2 separate regions of the Homo sapiens genome follow, and region 2 is linked to region 1. A link is an interaction called in ENCODE POLR2A ChIA-PET data of the cell type or tissue named here. Cell type or tissue: B cell. All regions are shown on one strand. Each heading gives the region's core, and the rest is flanking DNA. Links, peaks and the distances in the headings are about the cores only.

Region 1 (5,385 bases), core at 135-5,134:
ATCCTGCTTTTGTACAACCTACAAGCCAAGAATGTCTTTATATTTTTAAATAATTGACCAGAAAATCAAATAAGGGATATTTTATTACATGTGAAAATTGTACAAAATTCAAACTTCGAAGACTTATTGGAACAGTCACACGTGTTTGTTTATATTTTGTCTGTGGCTACTTTCAAGCTACAACAGCAGAAATGAGTAGTTGTGACAGAGACCATGTGGCCCAGGAAGCTAAGAATATTTATTATCTGGCCCTTCACAGAAAACATTTGCTGACCCCTGACATGGAGGATGACAGGATCAGGTTACCAGGAAGAAGCTGGCCTGGGCAGGGCGATCCGGAAGGCATCTCTGAGTTGACATCTGAACTAAGACCTGAATGAAGGGAAGGGGCTAGCCGTTCAAAATTCTGAAGGAGAACTCTTTCAGGTAGCTGGAGCAGTCAGTGCAAAGGCCCTGCAGCAGAAATTGGCTTACTGTGTTTGAAGGATGGACAAAAGCATTGTGAACAAGGGCAAGAGTGGCATGAGATGAAGATGCAGTCAGGCCATATAATATTGTGACTTAGAGTAAGGGATATACACCTGTTCTCCTCCTGTTCCTGGTACATAACTCCTAAATCCCTTGGAATTTTGTAAGCGATAAGAACAATAAGGGTGAAAGGAGCATCTTTTGTTATTCATAACAAGCCCGGTTAACCGCACCTGAGTTCATGTTAATGAGGGGACGTCTGGAAAGCCCCCAGATAACTATAGGATGGGGGGCTGGTTGCCCTGGTAAACAAACTCTGTGATTAAAGAGTTGGAATTTTCAGCCCAACCTCTCACCTCAGGGGAGGAGAGAAGGGCTGGAGATTGATTTCATCACCAATGGCCAATGATTGGATCAATCATGCCTATGTAACAAAGACTCCATAAAAACCCAAAGGACAGTGGGAAATAGGGAGTGGAGGGGTTGAAGAGCTTCCAGGTTAGTGAACATATGGAGGTGCTGGGAAGACGTGCGCCTGGAGAGGCCGTGGAAGCTGTGAGCCCCTCCCCACGTGCCCCACCCTATGCATTCTTCCATTTGGCTGTTCCTGATCTGTAGCTCTTTATCATAAACTGATAATCCAGTAAGTAAACTGTTTTCCTGAGTCCTGTGAGCCATTCTAGCAAATGATGAAAGTCAACAGGGGGTCATGGGAACCTCTGATTTCTAGCCATTCCATCAGAAGCACAGGTGACAAGCTGGACTTGACACTGGCATCTGAAGTGGTGGAGGACTGTGGGACTGATCCCTTAACCCAAGCTTGTCCAACCTGTGGCTCGTGGGCCACATGTGGCCCAGGACAGCTTTGAATCTGGCTCAACACAAATTCATAAACTTTATTAAAACATTATGAGATTTTTTGCAATTTTTTTTTCTCATGAGCTATTGTTAGTGTTAGTGTATTTTATGTGTGGTCCAAGACAATTATTCTTCTTCCAATGTGGCCCAGGGAAGCCGAAAGATTGGACACCCCTGCCTTAACCAGTGGGGTCTGTGCTAACTTGATAGTGTCAGAATTTAGTTAAATTGTGGCACACCCAGTTGGTGTCCAAAGAGAACTGAAGAACTGCTTGATGCTTGATGTGGGAACCCCCACCCCACCCCCTCACCCATCACATCTGGTGCTAGAAGTGAAAAAGTGTTAAAGTATAAGGAAAAATAGTTTGTTTTCCTATACAATTGGTGTCAGAAGTGGGATTTGCTAGAATGGCCCTGGCTTGCAGAAATATGTGGTTTGGGAAGAGAAAGAACAAAAGGGTTGGGGATGAGAAACTTTGATTCCTGGGTGGCCACATGGTCATGAGATAGGCAGGCTGGTGGGTTCCCTATTTTTAAATGGTCTGGGCCAGGCATGGTGGCTCACGCCTGTAATTCCAGCACTTTGGGAGGCTGAGGTGGGTAGATCACCTGAGGTCAGGAGTTTGAGATCAGCCTGGCCAACATGGTGAAACCCTATCTCTAATAAAAATATAAAAATTAAGCTGGGCATGGTGGTGAGTGCCTGTAATCCCAGCTACTCAGGAGGCTGAGGCAGGAGAATCATGTGAACCCCCAGAAGTGGAGGCTGCAGTGAACCAAGATTGCACCACTGCACTCCAGCCTGGGCAACAGAGTGAGACTCTGTCTCAATAAATAAATAAATAAATAAATAAATAAAATAAAAATAAATAAAATGGCCTGGAAGAAAATGATAGAAGCCATTCACTCAAGCTTTAACTTATCTAACTCTCAGCCAATTAATAACAAAAGACCCAAGAAGCTTATTAACCACGAGTTCCTATTTCAGGGGGCTGGGGACTTCCCTGGAGCCCTGCATGCATAGCTAGACTTAAAGTCCAACCTACAGTTACCCTTCCTCATTTTAAGGCTAAAAATGCATGGGGTGGAGATTTAAAATACTAATGTTGCATATGATGCATGAAGAAGCATGAGTGCTAGAAAAGCCTCTCCTATACATGCTCTGATGTAACCCTTTCCCATGGAAAGACCCTATAAAACTAACCCACACACTATCCTCCGATAGCAGTCTGTTTCTTTTCCTTTCTCAGCACTGGCTCCCTTGTGCATGAGCCAAAACAAACTTTCTCTTTGCTGCTATGTATGGTGATTGCTCTTGATTTCTATCCTGGGTGATTACAAGAACCCATGGCATTGGTAACAGCCACTCATGGTACGGAGTAGCATACCATGCTGAGATCTGTTAGTAAAGGTAAAAGCTACCCCAAGGTGTTGGCTCACTGGAAGCATAAGGAAATGCAAACTAATAAGAAAAGGCGATATATTCAGTCCCTTGGTTATTATCTGTAACAGATAAAATAAAATTAAAAGAGAGTGCTGGGTCAGACCAAGCTCAGATTTCAGTGAGTCTGCGCTCTAGCCAGTAACTGCAAAGCCACCCACCAATGGCAAAATCATGCTGAGATTAGACAATATCACTAAGAACTCTGGTAACCAAGAAGGCAGTTTATGTGGGGTGGAAGGCAAACCATGAAACGATTGAAACCACAGGGTATAGTGTGAAGAAGTTATTTCATTTTGTAGATCAGTATCATAAACTTCCTGAAGAACCTTTATTCAAATGGGTTGTGTGAGTAACTAAGTGAGTGACAGTGTCTTAGGTTTCGAACACTGCAGAGTATTCAAAATGCTAGCATTCATGTTTGGGTTGATGCAGGACCCACAGCTCTCTATGGAGCAATCGCAGATGTTTCAGGTGGTCCAGACACATAGGAGGTTATTCCTGAGAGAACATCCAGCCTGGTGGACTGGACAAAAGCCACACTAAGGTCTGTTTACCCTGAGAAGGGGGACTGTTCCTCTCCCCTTATAAATGCCAAGTAGAATACCCCTGATGAAGCAGCTGATGTGCTTCATATGCAAACCACAGAGGACTGGCTTGATGATCATCGGGGTATTTGTCTGCTGAATATGCCTGTTACCCAGGTCATGGTAAACGCTGTGATTAAGGGGGCTCCTTTTGGCTGGACGCGGTGGCTCACGCCTGTAATCTCTGCACTTTGGGAGGCCGAGGTGGGTGGACTACCTGAGGTCAGGAGTTTGAGACCAGCCTGGCCAACCTGATGAAACCCCGTCTCTACTAAATATACAAACAATTAGTCAGGCATGGTGGCGGGTGCCTGTAATCCCAGCTACTCGGAAGGCTGAGGCAGAAGAATCACTTGAACCTGGGAGGCGGAGGTTGCAGTGAGCTGAGATTGCGCCACTGCTCTCCAACCTGGGCAACAAGAGCGAAACTCTGTCTCAAAAAAAAAAAAAAAGGGGGGGGGGGGGCTCCTTTTACATAAACACCTCATATAACCTTACTGCTGCAAAACCAAGGGAGTCTTATTGAATTTTCTCTCTCAGTTTCCCCTTATGGGTCTTACAGATGCTAATAAAAACATGAGGTTAGTTAAGAGAAGAATGGAGAAAGGCACAGAGAGTCACGGACTAGTCTTAGCAGGGTGGAAATTTTTAAATGGTTATTAACACATAGGGCAGGGTGAGATGGCTCACGCCTGTAATCCCAGCATTGTGGGAGGCAGGGGCGGGCAGATCACCTGAGGTCAGGAGTTCGAGACCAGCCTGGCCAACACGGTGAAACCCTGCCTCTACTAAAAATAGCAAAATTAGCCTGGCATGCCTGTAATCCCAGCTACTAGGGAGGCTGAGGTACAAGAATTGCTTGAGGACGGGCGCGGTGACTCATGCCTGTAATCCCAGCACTTTGGGAGGCCGAGGCAGGCGAATCACGAGGTCAGGAGTTCAAGACCAGCCTGACCAATATGGTGAAACCCCGTCTCTACTAAAAATACAAAAATTAGCCAGGCGTGGTGGTGCACGCCTGTAATCCCAGATACTCGGGAGGCTGAGGAAGTAGAATTGCTTGAACCCAGGAGGCAGAGGTTGCAGTGAGCTGAGATCACGCCACTGCACTCTAGCCTGGGTGACAGAGCAAGACTCTGTCGAAAACAAAAAAAAAAAAAAAAAAAAAAAAGAAGGAAAGAAAAGAAAAGAAAAGAAAGGAGAATAAAACAAATATTGATAAACAAACAAACAAACAAAAAATCAGGGGCAAAACTTAAGACCTTCACAGATCTTAGCCAGTCCTTGGTCTGGAGGCCCTGTTTCATGTCATGTGAATGATCCACATGTACCCATATCCCTTGGTAAGTATGATTCATATGCTAATTGGCTGACAACCCTGGCAGATACTGCTTTTCAGAGCAAGGGCCTTCCCTTTGCTTTCATGTAGTTTTGGAATAAATGACAAGTGAGGAGGCAGGGAAGGGGGACACCTCTCCAAAAGAGGCAAGCTTTAATATGAACATTCCACTCCTTTTTACCACATCAAGAAGTGGAAAGACATCTTGAGCAAAGCCTTCTGGAAATACTGAGAGTCATTACACAAGGAGCTAGAAATATTTCACTTAAGGAAAAAGAAGGTATCATACTTGAACACTGGGTACTTTTATTCAATTTATTTTGAAACTTGGACAGCACACAGTGTAATATACACATTTATATACAGACAGCTGTTGTTTATTTATTAAAGTTTTACTAGTACAAAACAAATTTCTTTCTTTCTTTCTTTCTTTTTTTTTTGAGACAGTCTCGCTCTGTTGCCAGGCTGGAGTGCAGTGGCATGATCTCGGCTCACTGCAACCTCCGCCTCCCGGGTTCAAGTGATTCTCCTGCCTCAGCCTCCCAAGTAGCTTGGATCACAGACGCCTGCCACCATGCCCAGCTAATTTTTGTATTTTTAGTAGAGACAGGGTTTCACCATGTTTGCCAGGATGGTCTTGATCTCCTGACCTCATGATCTGCCCGCCTCGGCCTCCCAAAGTGCTGGGATTA
Region 2 (5,385 bases), core at 140-5,139, 69 kb after region 1:
TTACCTAAGGCAGACACACTATATATGTTTGCTGATGAGTGACCTAAGAGACAAAGAAATAATATTCAAATTATTATTCAGAAGATATAGTAGAGGTTTTTTTTTTTAAGTTTGGTAGCTGGGATTATAGGCACGTGTGACCCTTCTTGGCTGATTTTTGTATTTTTAGTAGAGACAGGGTTTCACCATGTTGACCAGGCTGGTTTCGAACTCCTGGCCTCAAATGATCTGCCTGCCTAGGTGGATGGGATGCAGATGCAGTCGAGGCAAAGAAGCTGACCTCGAGTACACAGGCACCCTCGATTGTTGGAGGACCATCTTCAGAGAGGAAAGGGGCAAAGCTTTCTTCAAGGGCATGTGGTCCTCAGAAACAGGGACCTGCTGGTCCTGCAGGATGAGCTGAAGAAAATCACCTAAATGCATCTGTCTCCCCGATAAAAAAAACCAAGAGACCCATGAAGAATACTTCTCTCTCTCTCTCTCTCTCTTTCTTTCTTCTCCCAGGCTCAAGTGATCCTCCCACCTCAGCCTCCCGAGTAGCCGGGATCACAGGCGGATGCCACCAGCCTGGCTAATTTTTGTATTTTTTGTAGAGACAGGGTTTCGCCATGGACAGCCTTAAAATACTTAACTGTTACGGACCACTGACCGAACAATTCTAATGGTCTTTATCCTGGCTAGTCGTGTCCGTAGAGAGTTGCGGAAGGCTCTAGAAAAGGAGCTCATTGCGATCACGTTTGACCATTGGCACTCGATGCCACGTATTGATCACTGAGAGGAAGGGGGGAATCATGATATCATTGTGGGCCCAAGTGGGACTCAGCTCCACTACTCAGACCTAGAGTCCAGATACTTGCAGGACCTGAGCTGTGTTTAAGTATTTATTTAAAGCAAAATAATCATGTCTCCCGTTTGTGCTTAAGCACTAGCACCTCTTTTCTGCAGTGGAATATTTGCGATTATGTTCTATGTTGGGCACTCTGCTGCAAAATACTGAAAACAGGAAATGGCAGGAGAAAACCATGTTGCTGAGTGGAACAAACCAGTCCATAAGAATAAATATTGTGTAACTTCGTTTACATAAAATTTAAATACAGTGATAGAGAGTAGGAGGATGGTTACCAGAGGCTGGGAAGGGTAGTGGAGGTGGCTGTGGGTAGTGGGGATGGTTAATGGGTACAAAAAAATAGAACGAATAAGACCTAGTATTTGATAGCATGACAGAGTGATTATAGTCAATAATAATTTAATTGTACATTTTAAAATAACTAAAAGAGTATAATTGGGTTGTTTGTAACACAAAGGATAAATGTTTGAGGGGATGGATACCCCATTTTATATGATGCGATTGTTATGCGTAGCATGCCTGTATCAAAACATCTCATGTACCCCATAAATAAATACACCTACTATGTACCTACAAAAACTAAAATTAAATTTTTTAAAATTTAAATACATGCGAAGAACAACTGTCGTGTTTGGGGTTCCACGGTTATGAGATAAAACTATAAAGAAAAGCAAGGAAATAATTATCATTGAAATTAAGGTAATAATTACTTTGGAAAGAAAATAAACAGTAATTGGGAGGAATCACCAGTGGGATTCCTGGAATATTGGCAATTTTGTATTTCTTGACCTGGGTGTTGTTTTGTGATATCTCATCAAGCTGTTTTGTACACATTACTGCTTGCACATTAGACTGACCCAGGAAGAAGTAGAAAGATTGGATAAACCAATAACTATAGAAGAAACTGAAATGCTAGCCGAGACCTACTTTCCAAAAGGGAACAGATCCTATGACTCTATGGCTAGGGTCTATCAGACATTTAAGGAAGAAATATTTCCTATCTTATACAAATATTACTGTGCTAGCATAACCCTATACCAGAGCTAAATGAGGAGAGCAAAAGAAATATAAAATATAGGCTAAGCTCACATATAGAAAGATACCAGTATTCTACATACAATACTAGCAAATCGAATCTAGCAATTTATTAAATGAATAATAATCACAACCAAGTCAAGTGTATTTCAGGAATGAAAGGGTTTTCCAACACCAGAATATCTACAATGTAATCCACTAGAGATGTGAAATAAAGGAGGAAGATGATACGAACATTAACTTGGTAGATGACATAAAAGCATTTCTATGTGGTCTATCCATACAATGAGAAATTATTCGGCCATAACAAGTAATGATTTACTGATACATGATATAGCATAGAGGAACCTTGAAAACACACTAAGTGAAAGAAGCTAGACACAAAAGGTCACGTATAGTATGATTCCATTTCTATGAAATGTCCAGAATAGGCAGATGTATGGAGACACAATTGTTCTATACCAGCAATAACAAAAAAACTCCTCAACCCAGTGAGGTTCCAGAAATGCAGGCATGGCCCATTATTAGGAATTGTACCGACTGGGCGCGGTGGCTCATGCCTGTAATCCCAGCACTTTGGGAGGCTGAGGCAGGTGGATCACCTGAAGTCAGGAGTTCGAGACCAGCCTGGCCAAACTGGCGAAACCCCCGTCTCTACTAAAAATACAAAAATTAGCCAGGCATGGTGGTGGGCACCTGTGATGCCAGCTACTCGGGAGGCTGAGGCAGGAGAATCGCTTGAACCCGGGAGGCAGAGGTTGCAGTGAGCTGAGATCGAACCACTGTACCCCAGCCTGGGTGACAGAGTGAGATTCCTCAAAAAAAAAAAAAAAAAAAAAAAAAAAAAGGAATTGTACCAATGTGCTACTATATTAACAGATCAAAGGAAAAAGTATAATCATCACACTAGATACTGAAATGCCATTTAGCAAAATTGAACATTCATTCCTGATTTAACAAACAAACCAAAATCAAAACAAAAACCAGAGTCTTAGTATCTTAGAAATAGCTAGATTATTTTTGCCATTATAAAAATTCAGCATCATACTTTAATTTCCATTAAAGAAAGAAGATATTATGCTTTTTCTTTTTTTGTTCTCACACTACACAGATATATATATTTTTTAATAAAAAATTTTAATTAAAAAAATTAACATGTACCTTAAAGCACTTTGAGGAAGTATGTGCTTTGTTTTGTTTTGTTTTTTGAGACAAAGTCTTGCTCTGTTACCTAGGCTGGAGTCCAGTGGCATGATCTTAGCTCACTGCAACCTCCACCTCCTGGATTCAAGCGATTGTCCTGCCTCAGCCTCCCAAGTAGCTGGGACTACAGGTGCCCGGCACCAGGCCTGGCTAATTTTTGTATTTTTAATAGAAACAGGGTCTCACCATGTTGGCCAGGCTGGTCTCGAACTCCTGACCTCAAGTGATCCACCCGCCTTGGCCTCCCAAAGTGCTGGGATTACAGTCATGAGCCACCACTCCCAGCCAGAAGTATGTGCTTAAAAGACACGTAAGAATACATTATAAAATCGAAAGTGTTAATATGTTAACAACTACAAAATCTTTAGATTATAAGGAGACTCCAATTCCAAATTGTAGAACAAAGATTCTGGTTACAACCAGGATGGTTACTGCAGCTTACACTTTAGGGTGAACTGGGACGCTCTGAGCCATCCCAAAGTGATGGTGTGCCAACAAACCAATGATTTGATTATATAAGCAGCACATATTCATTGTAGAAAAAGTAGAGACTAACAAGAGGCAAAATAATAAAAAGGAAGCCCTATAATCCCACGACCCATTAGATAACCATTAGTAACTTTTTTTTTCTTTCTTTTTTTGAGACAGCATCTCACTCTGTCACCCAGGCTGGAGTGCAGAGGCATGATCTTGGCTCACTGAAGCCCAGACTTCTCAGGCTTCAGTGATCCTCCCACCTCAGCCTCTCAAGTAGCTGGGACCACAGTTGCACACCACCACGCTTGGCTAATTTTTTATTTTTTATTTTTGTAGAAGTAGTGGGCAGTCTCTCTATGTCACCCAGGCTGGTCTCAAATTCCTGGCCTCCAGTGATCCTCCTCCCTCAGCCTCCAAAAGTCCTGGAATTACAGGCCCATCAGTAACCTTTTAAAGTAAGATACTATACTTTAATAATGTTTTGGAAATCCTAACCAGTATGATTAAGTAAGAAAATAATTTAAGAGTTAAAATTACCTCTTGAGGTAAGGAGGATTTATTAATTTAAATGATATCAAATAATAACTAGAAACCTGACAAAAATAGGCCAAAAAGAAATGTTAGGAATCTGGGGGAGATTGCAAAAACAGCTACAATCTTTTGCAGCTCTTCTCAGAAATGAAGTATATTTCTTCACACTATGAGCTCAACCATGTGACTTTCTTTAGAACAATGGGACATTAGCAAACATGATGCAAGCAGAAACTTGAAAACTGTTTGTGTGTTAAGACTTGCCTTCTTTTACCATTTTAAGAGGCTGAGACCACTGCTCTGTGAATGAGCCTAGGTTAGCCCGCGGCATGATGAGAAACACACAGACTCTTCATCCCTGTTGCTCCAGCTGACACAGAACCAACTACCAGACATCTGAGTGAAGCCACTCTCGTCTATCGAGGCCAATTAAAGTGCCAGTTTTCTGCAGAAATAAACCGAGTTGGCCCAGACCAGAAAAACTGCCAGTTGACCCACAGAGTTGAGAAATAATGTTTCTTATTTTAAGACGCTAAGTATTGGGTGGTTTGTTTTGCCAGAAAAGCTAACAGAAATTATAAGAGAATTTTAGTAAAGTAGTTAGTTACTTTTTGTATAATTACTGTACAAAATGGCTCGTTAGAAAATATAATGAAAGAAAAGATCCCATTTAAATAGGAACACTATGATCAATTTATCTGAAAATAAACTTAACTAGAAATAGGCAGGACCATATAAAGAAAATATAAAATCTCTATTAAGGGGTATTATTTCTTGCTGTATTTAATCTATCAATTCAATGTGATCCCAATAAAAATATTTAAAAATTTCTTTTCAACATTTTACAAGATAATATTGGGGTCATCTGTAGAAATAAACAAGAAAGAATAGCCAAGAAGAAAATCTCAACAGAAAGATATTAGGGGAGGGGAGGCAGTTAGATTAAATATTTAAATACATTTTGAAGTTACAAGAATTAAAACATTTAAGCTGCGGGGGGGTGGCACGCACCTGTAGTCCTAGCTACCTGGGAGGCTGAGGTAGGAGGATGGCTTGAATCCAGCCTGAGCAACGTAGTAAGACTCCATCACTAAAATAAGTAAATAAGTGAAAAAAATAACCCAGTTTGATTCTAGCAGAGATTTAGATAGATAATGGAATAAAATAGGAAATCCAGAAATAAACTAAAATGAGAATTTAGTAGATGATAGTGGTGACATTTCTAATCCATGAGAGGAAAGATGAATTATTCAGAAAACAGTGTTGAGACTATGGCAGGACTATCTGGGAGA

The links. ChIA-PET counts read pairs that join two places held together with the same protein. Peaks named below come from ENCODE experiments on the same cell type or tissue, not always from the same donor. Only the 100,000 strongest peaks of a DNase experiment are listed, where the experiment ranks them.
Region 2: POLR2A ChIA-PET joins it to region 1 with 7 read pairs; 4 of 35 experiments call an interaction of 5 or more read pairs at or near these places.

Annotation. Positions count from the first base shown.
Region 1 is chr2:69,772,762-69,778,146 of GRCh38, reverse strand. The region is part of intron 1 of ANXA4 (annexin A4); the gene reads right to left. Among named protein-coding and RNA genes, the nearest start is that of SMANTIS, 24 kb to the left of the region's middle. In B cell, for the core only: no CTCF peak of the experiment used is centred there; DNase peaks (open chromatin) are centred at 2,356 and 3,133; H3K4me3 peaks cover 1,622 bases; H3K27ac peaks cover 3,490 bases.
Region 2 is chr2:69,703,637-69,709,021 of GRCh38, reverse strand. It overlaps a transcript of ANXA4 not described here. Among named protein-coding and RNA genes, the nearest start is that of ANXA4, 36 kb to the left of the region's middle. In B cell, for the core only: no CTCF peak of the experiment used is centred there; no DNase peak of the experiment used is centred there; H3K27me3 peaks cover 775 bases.